Regions from separate parts of the Homo sapiens genome. Here region 2 is linked to region 1. Evidence: read pairs that join two places in POLR2A ChIA-PET (ENCODE). Cell type or tissue: CD4-positive, alpha-beta T cell. All regions are shown on one strand. Region 1 overlaps LOC124903735 (a long non-coding RNA gene). Region 2 holds the start of KLHL36 (kelch like family member 36).

Region 1 (4,000 bases):
CAAAGTGCTGGTATTACAGGCATGAGCCACTGCACCTGGCCTGGCATGGCAAATTTTAAAATCCCTATGGCGGCAAGAAAAAAAAAAACACATTTGCAAAACACCCTAATAATTGGAGCTATCAGGCAAATTATCCTAACTCTGATTTACAATCCCAACCGCTACAACTCTGACCGGACGAAGGAATGGACTTACATTCTTTTCCCATAAGTAATTACAGACCTTAAGCCTGTTTCGGCGGCTTACAGAAGCTACCCACAGACTGTGTGCCCTACAGTTCACCTTTTCACACAAAGAGCCAAGTTCCACCTCTCTTTAATGCTAACCTCACTCCAACGTGAACATGTGATATACGTTATATGTATGTCACATGTGTTTACCCACTGCCCATGCACTCGGCTCCCTTCATAAATATATATCACTTCCTCCCGAACCTGCTGAATATGTACAACTATTGTGGGCTACAGGCCCTGTTAGGCATAAAACCCAGCCTGTTCCTCCCCTCTTGGAAGAGGGGTTACCTTTGGCACACACTGGAGACCGTCTCTTCCAGTTTGCAAACTGATACCCCCGCCAAGCTCTCCTTTCTACCATTTAGCCACCCTGGCGGTCTTTCGGATAACAAGAAAAATCCAGGAAAAGGCAGCAAAGGAAAAGCAGCGTCCAAAAGGCTGAGGGAGACTGTCACCCTGTCCTCTAAGTGCCACCAAGACACAGAGCCTGAGCGCAGGGACGTCATGTGTATGTCCCTTGCACCTGGGCCTGGTCTGGCCCGCAGCCGGGGCTCAAGAAACAGCTGCTCACCGAGAGTGGTGGCTCACACCTGGAATCCCAGCACTTTGGGAGGCCAAGATGGGAGGATCACTTGAGCCCAGGATTTCAAGACCAGCCTGGGCAACACAGGGAGGTCCCTCAACCCTACAAAGAGTCAAAAATTAGCTGGGCGTGGTGGCCCACGTCTCTGGTCCCAGCTACTCGGGAGGCTGGGGAGGGAAGATTGCTTGAGCCTAGGATGTAGAGGCTAAAGCGAGTTGTGATTGTGTCACCACACTTCAGCCTGGGTGACAGAGCCAGTCAAAAAAAAAAAAAAAAGAAAGAAAGAAAGAAAAAGAAATGGCTACCGAATGAACAAATGGTCGGTTGGTTGCTCCTGCCCCACTCAGTTCCCCCAGGTAAAATGGATCCTGCCTCTCACCTACTTTAAAACCCTTCCACGACTGCCCACCACCCTAGGCTGCCCTCTCACTCAGCCCCCACCATCTGGGCCTGGTCTCTCCCCACATGCAGGGCCCAGCTCGACTCCTTCACCCCGACCTTTCCATGGTCCTCTCTCCCCACGCGCACGGCCCAGCTCAACTCCTTCACCCGGGCCTTTCCACTTTGCCTGGAACACGTGTCCCCATGTTCTTCCCTCCCTCATCCTTCAGGTGTCCCCAAGATCTTCCTGCCCACTCTCCACCCCACCTTGGCTTACGTGGCCCGCAGCCCAGAACTGGGATGAAAATAATGGGGGTGGAGGGAGGTGATGTTCTTTGACGACAGTACAGGCTTCAAGGACAGTGGAGAAGCCTGATCTGGGGGAGGATGGTGTGGGGAAAGACCCCGTGGGTGAGCCACGAGGCTAAGGAGGGGTCGTGGGGGAGGGTTATGCCCCATCCAAAAGCCCCACCAACTTAAATTCTGCAGCTGATTTCTGCCGCTGCTGTCTTGCCACTGCACAGGAACCCCAGGCTCAGAGCTCCTGTCACTTTATCTTGGGCACCAGGCACCCTGCAGAGGTAGCTTCATCCTGGGCCTCTCACAAAACGTTGCTTTTGCAGTAAGAGTCGCTGTGAGTTCAACCCACGGTTCTCACTGCGCTAAGGCTCTGTTTCTGCTTTTGTGGTACACAGGTCTTTTTCTTCTTCTAACACCATAAAAGGTGACAAAATCTCCTAGTTGCTGAAGTCCTCTGTGCACACACTCGGCTGGGGAGCCTTTGTGGCTTAGTGGAGCGAGGCTTGTGGGGCCGCCTGCTTACCTGGGTCCCTGCCTCTGCAGGGATTGCCTTATATGGTGAACAGGCCCAGTGACAACGTGCAGCCAGGGCTGGTGACGGAAGTCCTCAGTTTCGAAAGAGGCTTTGCACGGATCTTTACAGAAGGTCTGGCCTCCAAGCAGGCAGGCAGGCAGCAAGCCACCTTTCCAGAAGTCACCAGGCATCGAGGGCAACCAGGGAGTCGGTGCCCAGACTAAATGCAGACAGGTCATTCTGCTTCCTGCCCAGCAGTTCAAAGGAGAAGACATGGCCAGGAATGGACTGTTTCGCGGAGATGAACAGAGGGAGGCAGCAGGGCTTTCTAACACTAGGTACAACCAGATGAAGCTGCCGTTTGGGATTGTAAACATGATTAATACAGGTAGATGTGGTCCAGGCTCACAATCACCCGCCCATGGGCCAGGCCCATGCTAAGTGCCGAACACGCAGCATCCCACTTAACCCTGGCAGCCAGCACTCTGGGATAGGCACTGTCATTCTTCGCACTTAACAGATACACAAACTGAGGCTCCAAGCAGGACAGTAGCTTCTCTACCAGGCAACCGGTCCATGGCAGAGACAGTGCAGGCCTCCTGCAATCCCAGCTCAAGAAGGCTGTGCTGGGGCAGGGAGCAAGGGACATGGCTGTCTGACACTGTGGCCTCGGGCCACACCCGCTGCTTGAATGTCTCGGGTCCAAACCTAGATGTGCTATAAGCGTGAAAGACGCAGCAGTGTTCAAAGACTTGGTTGATTTTTTTAAATTTTAAAATCTCACATTTTAAACTACTATTTTATGGCCAGGAGCAGTGGCTCAAGCCTATAATCCCAGCACTTTGGGAGGCCAACGCAGGCAGATCACCCAAGGTCAGGAGTTCGAGACCAGCCTGGCCAACATGGCGAAATCCTGTCTCTACTAAAAATACAAAAATTAGCCAAGAGTGGTGGTGGGCATCTGTGGTCCCAGCTACTCTGGAGGCTGAGGCAGGAGAATCGCTTGAGCCCAAGAGGTTGAGGTTGCAGTGAGCCGAGACTGCACCACTGCACTCTAGCCTGGGCAACAGAGTAAGACTCCATCTCAAAAAAATAAACTACTATTTAGAAATAATTATAGATTCAACAGAAAGTTGCAAAGACAGTGCACAGAGGTCCAATATACCCTGCACCAAGTTTCCCTGTGGTTCTAACTCACCTAATCCAAACTGGGAAAGAGACATTGATGCAATCAATGTGTGTGTCCAATTCTGTCATTTCCCCACGAGGGTAGTAGAGTCGTGTGACCATCACTACAAAACACAACTATTCCATCTATGCTGAAGATACAGAAGTGTTCCATCACCACGATGATCTCTTCCATGTTGCCCCAAAATAATTGTGAAATAGAAATTCCATGTAGAAATAGTATTTTGGCTATATTAGGTTCAAAGCATATTAATGTTACCATTTCTCGTTTTAAAACATGAACAATGAAAACCTTAGAATCGCACACAGGGCTTGTGTTCTACCTCCATTGTCTGTATTTGGATGTTGGACAGCACCGGCTCCGAAGTTCAGACCACAGCTCGGTTGCTTTGGATGGGTTAATTAACCTCCCTGAGCTAGGCTCCGTGGGAGTAGACCAGACCTGTAAGAGTCACTGTTCGGCACACTTGAGTGCCTATGTGCTGGGCATCACGTAAAGGCAGGGGACACAGGAGGCAGCGAGAGAGACCATGTCCTCCAGAGGGAGAGGAGATGCCCTGTAAAGGCTCACACACGGGCTAGTAGTGAGAAGGGTCAGTCCACAAGCACCGCCAGGTAGAGTTGGGACCCAGAAGGGGTTAAATAAAAACAGCAAGGGAGAGGACTTAAGAACATGGCACAGACTCCCCCACACACAGTAAGGAAAAGAAACGCATGCACTGTCAGCAAATAAACAGCAGAAACAAAGAATTTTTTTTTTTTTTTTTTTTGAGATGGAGTCTTACTCTGTCGCCCAGGCTG
Region 2 (4,000 bases), 130 kb after region 1:
AGAGAATCTTTAACTCTAGCTGTAAAAAAGAATATGTCCAACTCTTGGTGCTCCGTGTATTGCCCCAACACAGTACTCACCACGCTAGGACCATTGCTGATTGACTTGTTTTCCTGTCTTCCTAAGAGCCCTGAAAGTTTCTTCTTTGTATCCCTGGCACCTACTACAGTGCCGGCCACACAGCAGGTGTTCCTGAAAAGTCTGTTGGATGAATGAGAGGCAGTGCATGAATTCATGTCAGAACAGAGATCCATCCACATGTCGGTATGGAGACAGAATAACAGGAGGATTAGCTTTGTCTGGGGTAGGGACAGGTCCAGGAAGGGTCAAAGACAGGCAAGTAAGGCTTGGCAGGGTGAATGTGTACAGTCCCCAAAGAAAAGGGGAGAGAGAGAGAGAGAGATGGGGGACAGCAATCCAGTCAGTGAGAACATCATTTAAAGATCCTTGGCTCACACCTGTAATCCCAGCACTTTGGGAGCCTGAGGCAGGCAGATCACCCGAGGTCAGCAGTTTGAGACCATCCTGGCCAATATGGTGAACCCCATCTCTACTAAAAATACAAAAATTAGCCAGGCGTGGTGGTGGGCGCCTGTAATCCCAGCTACTCAGGAGGCTGAGGCAGGAGAATCGCTTGAATCCAGGAAGTGGAGATTTCAGTGAGTTGAGATTGAGCCGTTGCACTCTAGCCGGGGTGACAGAAAGACTCTGTCTCAAAAAAATAAATAACCATCCCGGCTAACACGGTGAAACCCCGTCTCTACTAAAAATACAAAAAATTAGCCGGGCGAGGTGGTGGACGCCTGTAGTCCCAGCTACTTGGGAGGCTGAGGCAGGAGAATGGCGTGAACCCGGGAGGCGGAGCTTGCAGTGAGCCGAGATCCCGCCACTGCACTCCAGCCTGGGCGACAGAGCGAGACTCCGTCTCAAAAAAAAAAAGAAAAAAAATAAATAAATAAATAAATAAAATAAATAAATAAATAATTAAAAAATAAAGATCCTGTAAGTGGGCTGGGTGTGCTGGCTCACACATGTCATCCCAGCACTTTGGGATACCGAGGCACGAGGATCGCTTGAGCCCAGGGGTTCAAGACCAGCTTGGACAACAAACTGAAACCCTGTCTCTATAAAAATCAAAGAAAAAAAAATAGCCAGGTGTGGCAGCCGGCACCTGTGGTCTCAGCTGCATGAAAGACTGAGGCAGGAGGATCACTTGAGCCTGGGAGGTGGAGGCTGTAGTGAGCACTACACAAAAGAAATCGCTGATCCTTCAGCAGCCATTTCCCACTCCAGCAACTCCCCGCCCCTGGCAACCACTCATCTACTTTCTGTCTCTATGGATTGGCTTGTTCCGGACATTTCACATACACGGAATCATACAGTGTGTGGTCTTTTGTGTCTGGCTTCTTTCACTAAGTATTACATCTCCAAGGTTCATCCCGCTGTAGCATGAGCGAAGTGTGACAATTGATAGATGGATCGATGAAGGTTACATTCATTCATTCCATACACATTTACTGAGCACCTACTGTGTGCCAGTCTTGGCGACGACCCAGTCAGGAATAGAACTAACAGTAAACCCTGCCCTGGAGGGCTTCTGGTAGGGAGGAGAGACAATAAACCGAATAAACTAGTACATTATTTGGAATATTAGACGCTGATAAGAGCTCAAGTGAAGCATGGGGTTGGAAGTTGGGTGCAGAGAGAGGGGCTGTGACTTCGAGCAGAGCGGTCAGCAAAGGCCTCGCCGCAGGGTGGCCGCAGGGACGCTCCCGCTCAGCCCGGAAGGAGGCGAGAGGCGCGGTGCCCGTCCCGGCGACTCTGGGCCAGCAAAGAGCTCCCAGCGCACGCGTCGGTGCCTCGAGGCCCGGGACCCTGCGTGTCTGGTCCCCGCCGTGGCCCTGCGTCCGTGACGGTGGGTGGCACCAGGGAGCATTTCGCGCGGCGGGGCTGGGGCCTGCCTTTGAAGGGACGGAGTCGGGCGTCGTGGTGGGGTGGACACCGGGGATCCCCGGGGCGCGGACGAGGGGGGCGTCCACCCTGCGAGCTCACCCCACGGCCCCCGCGTCCCGCCCTCAGCCGCAGGCCCCGCCCCGCGCCGCCCGGCCCCGCCTCCCCGCGGCCGCCGCCATTGGCCGCGCGCGCCGCCTCCGCCCTCGGCCTCGCACTTCCTGGCGGAGCCATGGCTGCGCAGCGGGCTGGCCGGGGGTCTCCTGAACCCGGGCCCCGCCGCCCCGACCGCCCGGCCCCGCCGCCGGGGCTGTCCCCGCCGCGTCCGTAGCGCGTCCTGCCAGGTGGGCCTCCGCGCGCGCCCACCCTCCAGCCCGGGACCGCCAGGAAGCCGCGCCCGGCCGGGGCGGGGAGCTGGCGGAGATCGGGAGGGTCCCCGGCCACCGCGAGCCGCGACCCCCCTGCGCCCCTTGGTGCCGGGGCGGGCGGGTGGGCGAGTGGGGGCGCCGCGGCCGGGGGAGGGGCCGCCGCCCCCGCAGGTGACACAGGTGCGGCCTGTGCGGACCGCCCCGCGCGTGGCAGGTGAGTGGCCCCCGCCCCGGGCCGTCCCGACTCCGCCTCCTCGCCGCCGGCTGGAGCCTGCTGGGCGGCCGTTGCGCTGAGTTCCGCCTGGGCTGCGGGGTCCGAGCGAACGACAGCGGCGTCCCCGGAGACCCCGCCGGCGAGCCGGTGTCAGCAGCGTCGCTTTCTCCAACGCTGAGGTCGGGAGGGAGCTTGGGGAGGAGGCGCTCTGGGAAACCCCCGGCCGGACGGGGCCTGCGGTCCCATGTTTACTGGAAGACCTTTTCCAGTGACCTGGGATTGTCACTGTGCTTGGGGGTGGCCTTGACCCTTCACCTGCTTCCAAAAAGCGTCGGAGGCCGCTGACGTCCAACACGGGTGGAAATCAGACCCCACCCCCACGCACTTGCAGGAGACAGCAGGGAGCCTCCGGCCCCGCGAACTCTCTCTAGGTATCTTGGCCTAGAAAATAAAGCGTTGAGCGTTAGAAGGCCTGGTTGATTCTGGGCAGGCTGCCTGGGGCGGTGGAGAGAGAGGGCACCTGCTGCTTGCTGTTCTGTGACCTTGGGCAACCCCCCCTGGGGCACCCGAGCGCCAGGTCTCACTGTGGGAACGACGGTGTCACCTCTCAGCGTGAAGGTGGAATGAAGTCGAGTCCGCGGTGGGCACCGCACCAACGCTGGGTTTCTTCTCTTCCCTCTCTGGGCTCTCCAGCATCCTAGGGGAGGGCCGGGGTGGGAACAGCTTGTCATTGTCACAAAGTTTCTAGTTTGTCGAGAGGAATCCAGTTGCCCCTTCTCTCCCTAGGGGAGTTGCACGGGACGGACTGTGCCCGAATTCATTCCTTCCATGGGAACACTGGAGTGCCCTCCCTGTGTCCCCAGTTATCTAAGAACAGTGCTGACTTCTTGTCACATTGTTCTTTATTAGTGAAGACTATTTGTTCAATAGGTAACAAACTCTTCTCATGAACTCAAATAGCGGGGGAAAAAAATCCTCTTTAAAACCTTCGTCTCAGTATGTGACTTGTGCTAATATTAGTTGGCAAAGTCCCTTCTCTGTGTTCCCTTCCATCTTTGAAGCACCTGCCCCTCCCCCTGCCTCCCCCGCCCCCCACACACCAAAGCTTAACTCTGTCTGCAGTGATCCCCCACCCAAGAGCCAGGCAGTGTAGCCTAAGAGTTAAGAGCATGGGCGCTTCCCTGAGCTGGAATCCCAATTCTGCCAGTTCCCAGCTGTGTGACGCCGGGCAGCTTATTTCACCTCACTGCTCTCAGCATCCTCCAGTCACAGTGCTGGCCTCATGGGGTTGCAGTGGGGACTAAGTGAAGATGCAGAGAAGCACTTGGGGACAGTGTGTGTCTAGAATGTACTGTGTACATGGTAGTCATCACTGTACCACATCCTCATCTGCATCATGATATTTTTAAAGTGTGATACTCTCGAACCCGGGCCTCATTCAGCAGCGTGTCATGGTGATGGATCCAGG

What was found. Peaks named below come from ENCODE experiments on the same cell type or tissue, not always from the same donor. Only the 100,000 strongest peaks of a DNase experiment are listed, where the experiment ranks them.
Region 2: POLR2A ChIA-PET joins it to region 1 with 9 read pairs; 11 of 35 experiments call an interaction of 5 or more read pairs at or near these places.

What each region holds. Positions count from the first base shown.
Region 1 is chr16:84,513,073-84,517,072 of GRCh38, forward strand. All of the region lies in intron 1 of LOC124903735 (a long non-coding RNA gene), which reads left to right. Among named protein-coding and RNA genes, the nearest start is that of MEAK7, 10 kb to the left of the region's middle. RefSeq lists enhancers at 921-1,528, 1,706-1,755, 1,786-1,845, 1,866-1,945, 2,116-2,385. In CD4-positive, alpha-beta T cell, no CTCF peak of the experiment used is centred here; a DNase peak (open chromatin) is centred at 2,019; H3K27ac peaks cover 2,801 bases.
Region 2 is chr16:84,646,356-84,650,355 of GRCh38, forward strand. KLHL36 (kelch like family member 36) reads left to right here and starts at 2,156. Exons shown (of 5, transcript NM_024731.4): 1 at 2,156-2,294. LOC105371376 (a long non-coding RNA gene) reads right to left here and starts at 3,224. Exons shown (of 4, transcript XR_933817.2): 1 at 3,137-3,224; 2 at 2,848-2,973; 3 at 81-201. RefSeq lists silencers at 1,820-1,989, 2,050-2,239, 2,450-2,729. In CD4-positive, alpha-beta T cell, no CTCF peak of the experiment used is centred here; DNase peaks (open chromatin) are centred at 2,056, 2,656 and 2,746; H3K4me3 peaks cover 1,594 bases; H3K27ac peaks cover 614 bases.